Regions from separate parts of the Homo sapiens genome. Here region 2 is linked to region 1. The links are chromatin loops, found by intact Hi-C in ENCODE. Cell type or tissue: HepG2. All regions are shown on one strand. Each heading gives the region's core, and the rest is flanking DNA. Links, peaks and the distances in the headings are about the cores only.

Evidence for each region. Peaks named below come from ENCODE experiments on the same cell type or tissue, not always from the same donor. Only the 100,000 strongest peaks of a DNase experiment are listed, where the experiment ranks them.
Region 2: it touches region 1 in a loop (2.9-fold over the local background); 2 of 110 quality-filtered maps call a loop at or near these places.

The regions. Positions count from the first base shown.
Region 1 is chr11:90,383,095-90,387,500 of GRCh38, forward strand. All of the region lies in intron 1 of DISC1FP1 (DISC1 fusion partner 1), which reads left to right. Among named protein-coding and RNA genes, the nearest start is that of DISC1FP1, 130 kb to the left of the region's middle. In HepG2, for the core only: no CTCF peak of the experiment used is centred there; no DNase peak of the experiment used is centred there.
Region 2 is chr11:90,446,335-90,450,740 of GRCh38, forward strand. The region is part of intron 1 of DISC1FP1 (DISC1 fusion partner 1); the gene reads left to right. Among named protein-coding and RNA genes, the nearest start is that of MIR4490, 110 kb to the right of the region's middle. In HepG2, for the core only: no CTCF peak of the experiment used is centred there; a DNase peak (open chromatin) is centred at 2,117.

The DNA.
Region 1 (4,406 bases), core at 251-4,250:
GATACCTTACTCCATGCTGCTAACTAAACTCCACCACAGCAATCAGTGCGAACAAACTCTGGCTGACTGAGACTTTATACCACTGTCTTGAGACTCAAATCCTGTGTGGGAGCATCTGCTTTACTGTGATTGGGTGACACATGCCCTAAGCTGTGCTGTCCAAGATGGTAGGTGCTAAAGGTTTGTGGCTGTTGGGCACTAGAGTTGAACTAGGTGGTGAGTGCAAAGTATGCACCAGATTTTGAAGGCTCAGTCCAAAAAAAAAAAAAAAAATCTCAATATTTTTGTGGATTGCATATAAAAAGACAATATTTTGAATGTATTGGATTAATATTTTAACATGTTATTTAATTATAAAATCATGTTAACATTACTTTTACTTTTTCACTTTCCTTTTAAAAGTGTGGCTTTTGGCTGGGTATGGTGGTTCACGCCTGTAATCCCAGCACTTTGGGAGGCCGATGCGGGTGGATCACTTGAGGTCAGGAGTTTGAGACCAGCCTGGCCAACATGATGAAACCCTGTCTCTACTAAAAATACAAAAATTAGCTGGATGTAGTGCAGGTGCCTGTAATCTCAGCTAATCAGGAGGCTAAGGCAGGAGAATTGCTTGAACCCGGGAGGTGGAGGTTGCATTGAGCCAAGATCATACCACTGCACTCCAGCCTGGGCAGCAGAGCAAGACTACATCTCAAAAAACAAAAAACAACAGCAAAAAAAAATGTTGCTTTTAATTTAAAATTACATATGTGTCTCAGATTTGTGGCTTCATTTATATTTCTAGCAGATATTTAGGGTAGACTATATTAACACTCCTTGGGGGATGATGTGGGGGATGATATCACATAGGAAAAGGAATCACATTAGTTAACAATCAAAATTGGGACCATGAGGGAGCATGGCAAATGGAGAGATTGCCCTTAATTTGGAAAAGAAAGCCTTGGCCAAGGACTGAATGCAAGACATTTTGGTATTAGGTGGGAGTGTACTACTAGCAAGAGCTGAGGTAAAACCATTTAGCAAAAGAAGGGCAAAAAGCCCTACCTGGGCCGAATAAATTCTAAGGTTACAAGCTATACCTCAGCAAACCTCAGTGAAGGGAGCCAAGGGGCCCAAACATACATTTCATAGCACAGGATGGCAAGCATCCAGAGGAAAAAGCACAGACATCATAACACATAAACAACTCCATCCTTAACCATGTAGCCAGAGGCCCACTTGAGGAGGAGCGAGAGGTAATTTAACTAATTGTACATTACACCAAGAGAGACAAATTTATAAGTAGAAACTAAACTTGAAAAATATGAGGTATTTTTGATTGGCAGTTAAAGTTACCGTATTCACATACTCACTCATTCTATAAATGTACACCTCAATCAGGCCTTCCACTCAGCAGTGGTAGTTCATGAAGACTGTTCAATCAATAACAGAAACTAAAGAAGATTATGTGGTACATTTGTATCCATATAACACATTAATCTCACAGGATGGCCCATTAAGAAATTTCTGTATTCCAATGTTTAGAAGCATTGCACATAATGTCCTCCTTGTGTACAGATTTATGATTCATATTAGCGTATTGAAGACTCTGAGATGGCAAACAGTACAGAGACCTGTTCAAATGTTTTGACTCTTGTTATACCTTTGCTAACACCATTTCCCCAAACTTACTTCTGATTATAGCTGTCTCCCCACTGGCCACAGGGGTGGGACTAAGTATCTATATTCCATGGCACAAGGATTGGCTTAGTAATGAACCTATGAGCCAAGCTAGATCAAAGTCCTTCAACATGTTTTCTACATTGATTTGGTGAGGCCCTTTATCTGTGCTGGTTGCAAATGCTAAGATATAAATTTGGAGCTCACTATCACCATTGCTGTGAACTGTCCAGAAAGAATGTAGACAACCTAACAGAGAGAATCAAAGACAGAAATAGCAAATCAGCTGAGAGTTGTGAGTCTCTGGTTGATCTCTCTCCTTCCTGGTTGGAGTTTTTGTACTCGCAAACAAAGGGTCCAACCAACAGTAGGCCACTTAAGGTTTTCTTGCTGAGGGTAGGGGGAAGAAACCTATTAACAAGTAAAGGAATACACTTTTGGAAATACTGGTTTAAATTATATGCTGTCTAGATTTTAAAATTTTTTTATTATAGAAGCACAAGCTTGTGCTTATGTGTTACAAGCACAGAAATATGATCTCATTGACAAAGTAAGAAATACCCCTCACTAGAGACAGGCATGATGCTATCTGTCATTAAAATGCCATATTAATGGGAAATTCAAATCCAGACATGTTTAAGTCTCCATTGGTGTTTTCTATTGCTTCACCATTAATGGATATGGCAAAAATACTTACTAAAAATTACTTCCAGAACATGAAATGGATATTATACTGTTTAAATGGATGGCATATAAGAATAATTTGCTTTAATCATAACACAAACCATTGCTATAATGCCATATTCACTATGAACCTTAGGGATGTCTGCACTTAGAGCAGAATAAATTTAGGCATAAGTGCTTTTTGTGAAAAACTAATTCATAAAACCCAATACATTGAAAATAGAACCAGGTGTGAGTGACTTTTAAAAAAGAATTATGCCTAGATACATTACCCTCCTGAGTTTCAAAATTTCAAGGAATATCAAGGTATATTCAGGCATTAAGAACTTAATAATACTCAAATTACGTTTTTCTTTGTCTTTTATTCTTAATTTAAAACGTGTTTACAAGAAAACTAAAGACAAAATTTCTGGAGATATATAGATAGATATAGGTATAGTTATATAATTGACTTTAAAATGTGGCTTAGCATAATTTTTAGAATATTTTCAAGTGTTTAATATGACCATAGATTTTTTTCAATAGTAACCTGTTGTAAGCCATTAGAAATGTGAAATATGAACAACAGAGATTTAAATTCCATTCTTACAGGCATAGTTTATTTAGTGGAAAGGGCTAAACTAGGGAGTCTGACAAGATTGAATTTAAATGTTAGTCTTACCTATTGAAGGGTTATATAACTGCTGTGGTTTGAATATTTGTCCCCTCCAAAATGTATGTGAAAATGTAATCCCCAATGCAACATTAAGAATGAGGCCTTTAGGAGATGATTAAGCTATGAGGCCGTTGCCCTCAGGAGTAGCTTAGAACCTTATAAAAGGGCTTAAGTGGTTGAGTTTGCCCCTTCCAAGCCTTCCACCATGTAAAGATGCAGCATTTGTTTTGAATCTGTGATAATTCTGTTGTAGCAGCACAAATGGACTAAGACAGCAACCTTAAATAAATTAGGAACTTCCGGCCGGGCGCGGTGGCTCATGCCTGTAATCCTAACACTTTGGGAGGCCGAGGTGAGCAGATCACGAGGTCAGGAGATCGAGGCTATCCTGGCTAACACGGTGAAACCCCGTCTCAACTAAAAATACAAAAAATTAGCTGGGCATGGTGGTGGGCGCCTGTAGTCCCAGCTACTTGGGAGGCTGAGGCAGGAGAATGGCGTGAACCCCGGAGGCGGAGGTTGCAGTGAGCCAAGATCATGCCACTGCAGTCCAGCCTGGGCGATGGAGCGAGACTCCGTCTCAAAAAAAAAAAAAAAAAAAAAAAAAAATTAGGAACTTCGTCATTAACTCATCTGTAAAATGGGTACAAGACGTTTTACATAAGACTGTCATGCATATTCAATTTTGTTATATGCGATACTGCCTAGTGCAAACCAAGTATTCTTTCCTCAACCTTCACATGTAGATCTAGACATAATGATGGTACATATAATGCCTTCTCAAGACAGTTTCATTTTTCAAATTCAAAATGTTAATTTTAGTGTAGTGTTGACATTATCTTCACCATGATTATAGATTCCAAAACATTTAGGTAATTCTATAAAATCACAAATGGAAAGCAAACAAATTCAGCAAATATTTAATGAGGATCTGTTAGGTTCCAGCTCTAGGATATACACTGAAGGATTCATATAAATGAGAAAACCTATGCATTGGGGTTTCATCAGGGTTCCCACATCAGGGAAGCTTTTGACTTTCTCCTCAAACTATGTAACAAAGAAACACAGCCAGTAGACTACCCTCACCACAACCCCCACCCCAACTAAGAGGATGCATCCATGTGCATGTATCTCTTATTTATTATACTTTCCCTGTTTGAATCCCTCTTCCTTCTTTCACTCTACAAGATATAAATATCTGACATCTTTTTTTTCTGTTGTTTCGTTTTGTTTGTTTTTTGAGACGGAGTCTCGCTTTGTCGCCCAGGCTGGAGTGCAGTGGCGCCATCTCGGCTCACTGCAAGCTCCACCTCCCAGGTTCACGCCATTCTCCTGTCTCAGCCTCCCAAGTAGCTGGGACCACAGGCCCGCCACCACGCCTGGCTAATTTTTTGTATTTTTAGTAGAG
Region 2 (4,406 bases), core at 69-4,068, 63 kb after region 1:
CTCTACTAAAACACGGGCCTGGAGAGCTTTTAAGAGCTGGGCTGGGGATGAGGGGTCATAGGCCATCTATATTTACCAATGGCTTTACCCAAAGTTAAATTTAACTTTCTCATAGCTTCATGACAGGAATAGTTTTTACAACTTGGAGCAAGGAACCTGCTAAATTTAGGCTCCTACCCTCCCACAGAAACTGAGATAGGGGTGTTTTCTTCCTTGATAATCACATATCAAGGAATGACATTGCTGCATTGAAAAAAATTGACAAGGAGCTTTTAAAAATATTCACATGTCCAAGGGGCAGAGAAAGAACTTACAATGACAGGTTTTTTAAATAAGTGCTCTAAAAAAATTGGCCAGGGGCCTAAAATCAGTAAGAAGCTTGTCTAAAAGTTTTCTCAACTTGCTGGGAGAGGAATGTCAAGGATGTCTTGGTCATCTCCAAATCTCCAACTTCCTCTAGTTATATTCACCTAGTTCCCCTTCTCTGAATATGCCACTTGCATTCTTACTTTCATGTCAGGATTGTGCCAAATTATTTTCTTAGAGCAGTAGAATTCCATTTAAAACCTCTCAATGGTGTTCACTGTTGTTATTATATAGTTTTTAACATGGCCTACAAGTCTTGTCTAACTGGTCTTGACTAGGGTTTCAGCCCACCTTGTATTATCCTCCTTCAGTACTCCGCTCCACTATAAGGCTTTTTGTTGTGGTTTTGGTGGTTTTTAAAAATCAGTTTTTGAGTGTGTCCTACTTCCTTATATCAAACAGTCTTTGTATATAAAATTTTCTTTTTAAAATTTCATCCTTCCCTCTGCCTAATTAACTCTAGCATGCTTAAGCAACAGTTTCTTGGGGTACTTTTGTGTATCATTTTACATGTTTTTATGGATGCACATTCTTTGTCTTCATATAATATGCTTTACACTGTATATATTCATTAAGAAGATTACTTAAGTCATTTCTGTCTCCTATATTAGATTGTAATAGATCAGGGAAATTATATCTTTATTACTTATCCCAATGCCTGGAACATAGGGGTTCTCAAAAAAGAGAACATAGGAGTTCTTATAAAAAGAGTGCATAAACAAATAAATGGGTGCATGAATCCTTCAAGAGTTAATTCTAATATTATTTCTTTGGTTAAATCTTTTCTCCTCCTTTAGAGGCAGGGTTAAACACTCTCTCACCTGTGTATGTACATCTGGTCATTGCACATAAATTCAAAATAGTATTAATTACAGGCCAGGCGCGGTGGCTCACGCCTGTAATCCCAGCACTTTGGGAGGCCGAGGTCTCAAACTCCTGACCTCAAGTGATCCACCCACCTCGGCTTCCCAAAGTGTTGGGATTACAGGCTTGAGCTACCGCGCCGGTTGAACTAAGTCTTAAAGCATTAGAGAAACATCTGGTTTTCAAATAAGTAAGGTTCAAATATGTTAGCTTGGCTGAAAAAACAAAACAAAACAAAAATAGCATCACACTTGAAGCTAAAATACATTGTAGTGTAGTGCTGGGAAACTACAGTCTGTGTAGCAGAAGGCATGCAGTTACTAGGTTGTGAGCAAAATATCAGAGAATTAAGATACAAACACTGGCACAACTTTCTTGTTTTAAGGTACAAGTTCAAAAATTATGTTCTATGTTATGAGGGTTATTATGAATTCACTGGTCTGTTCAACCACTGCTACAAAAATTCAATAATATATTCAGACAGCAGTTTTTAAATCTTTTATTTTTGCTTTCTTCTTTTCTGCGTTTCTTTTTTTCCATTTCTTTCATTTCAAATGTGTTTTCTTTTTCTTAACAAAAAATATATAGAAATAGTGTAAAATGACTTGAAAATACAAACATTTGTGATAAAAATTTAAAACTAAACTATATACATTCCAGTGACCTTTGTAGTTGTTTTGGTGTATGACATTATAAACTTTTATGCTTAAATTAAGGCTATTTACATAATTTCTGACAATAAGGAGGATAATTTATGTCCCTGATAATATAGCTTCCCTTTGATCTTTGCAGAGCAGGAAAGTGTGCACACAGACATCACACACATTATAAATGACTTTTATTCCTCTCTGTCAGCTACAGTGCTTTAGATGAAAGCGTTCTGACTTGAGAATGCCAAATGTCAATATCTGTTCTCTTTTATCCCAGTCATGAGATGTGTAGTGTCTAAATGTATGTAGAGAGGGAGGGAGTCCCGGCAGGGCAATGCGGTGGGGCAATGGATACTTAGGAAAGCAGTATTCCTTTACCGGGTTTCTGACTGAAACACAGCCTTGACTTTCAGTTAAGGTAAGAAATGGGGATAAGCAGAGCCTAAGGCTAGTTTTGTTAATTGGTGTTTTAATTCAGAGGCTGAAGTATACAAAGAGAGGCCACTAAATCTTGCTCCTAGTAGACATTCTTCCTTGACACTGGTGAATGTAAGACTGCTAGTCTAAATTTTCAGTGCTGATATGAGTACTTCATTGTTGAGTAGTTTTCTAATAATATTTTCATGTATAGAGAGATGATACAATAGAGATTCCTGCATTGACATCATCTTAACTTAAATGTTATTGTTTTCCTTTTAATGAATAAATAGTTTAATGATTTTTTTTTCTGTTGAAAATGCTCATTCACTTTGGATAATAGGAGCTTGGTTTATTCTAAGCCATATCAGTCATCATTTTGAAAAGGCTCCCCAAAATATAGTTATATTTGACTGGAAGATAAGAACTCATGAAGATGTTTTCATAATCAGTTTTCAAATGTCTTGTCTCTGTCATTCCCAAAGAGGGATGATAGTCACTTTATTACTCCTAAGCATCCCCAGAAAATTAATTGTGTTTTTCAGTTAACCTATAACATTAGTGGCCTTCCATATGATTAGACTTTCAAAATATGTTAATTTAATAGTCTTTTCTTAAACATCTTTTCTCTCTAGTATCTATCACTTTCTACTTCTTGAGACTATAAAGAGCAAATAAAATTTTAGAGTAAAGATGGACAAATTCTATCAATAGCAATTTTAAAATTCTGTGCTTTTGAAGTTTAGACAATATCCCCCTACTTTTATCATTCTATTACAATGGGTACTTAATTTTTGTATACTTTTCATAATGTTTAGAAACCTAGTAAGTTTATTTAGACTTCTGTGGGTGCCTTTAGGCATGTGATGAATATTTTTTGCTCTTTAAGATTCACTTAATACCTCCCTCCACCTGGCTTTCTGCCCAAGTGTCTGACAAATGGGCTCTATGTCTTCTAGATTCTAGTCAATGTGAAGTCTGGCAAGAGATCTAGATGGAGTGAAAGAGTAGAATCAGCATATTTATTTTCCAAGCTTCATCATTCCTAGGTCAACTCAAGTTAGTTGTATCACTTGTATGAAGGATAAAGCTCCTTTCAAGCACATACTCTATATAATTGTATTGGGTTGCGTAGTAGTCACTCCCCTTTCCACCCAAACAAAATTTATGTGCTTCTCAGAGTTCCAGATGTGACCTAATTTGGAAGTAGCATCTCTGTAAATGTAATTAGTTAAAATGAGGTCATACTGGCATATGGCGGGCCCTAAATTCAATATGACTTGTCTTTATAAGAAGAGAAAAAAACACAGAGACATAAATAAATACAGGGAAGATAGCCATGTGAAGATGGAGGTAGATATTGTACTTATGCAGCTATAAGCCAAAGAACATCAAACATGTTCCTGTACAACCTCATGAAGCCAGGAAGAGGCAAGGGTAGATTCTCCTCTAGAATCTCCAGAGAGAGCTCGGCTCTGCTGACTCTTTGATTTCGGACTTCTAGCCTCCAGAATGGTTACAGTATATTTTGGTTTTTTTAAGCCACCCAGTGTGTTTGTGTGTGTGACCTAAAACCTTAATACAACTACTTTCTCCATCAGAATTCAGGCAATTTATTACTTCTATTGTGTCTTTGGGTCCAGGAGTGGTAACAGTTATATCTCTCATTAATGTATAACGTTTGTAGCTTCTTTCCATTGCTACAGTTGTGAATTACCTCTTTATAAGGAAGCACTCCTCAAATTATCTTGTTTCAAGTATGCTATCTGTTTCTTAATGAAAAAACTAATTGTTGGCTAATTGGTCCTGCAAGTGATCAGAAAAGTAGCAATCGAATACATTTCTGAGATTAGGCTGGTCCATACTTTGAAGGAACAGAGGAATAATTTTCTTGTCTAGAGAAAATGAGACATGTCTAATCCTTACCTCAACTGACAGCATGACATGAAATGCAGGTAGAAGGCCAGGCTTTGGAAAATCACATAGCTGTAGCAACAAATCATTAGGGCAATATAGGTGACTATAAAAATTGTGGAATCACATATCTTCTTAGGCTAGCTCTAGGAATCACATAGACAGAAAAAAGTCAAAACTATTATCATGTAATTA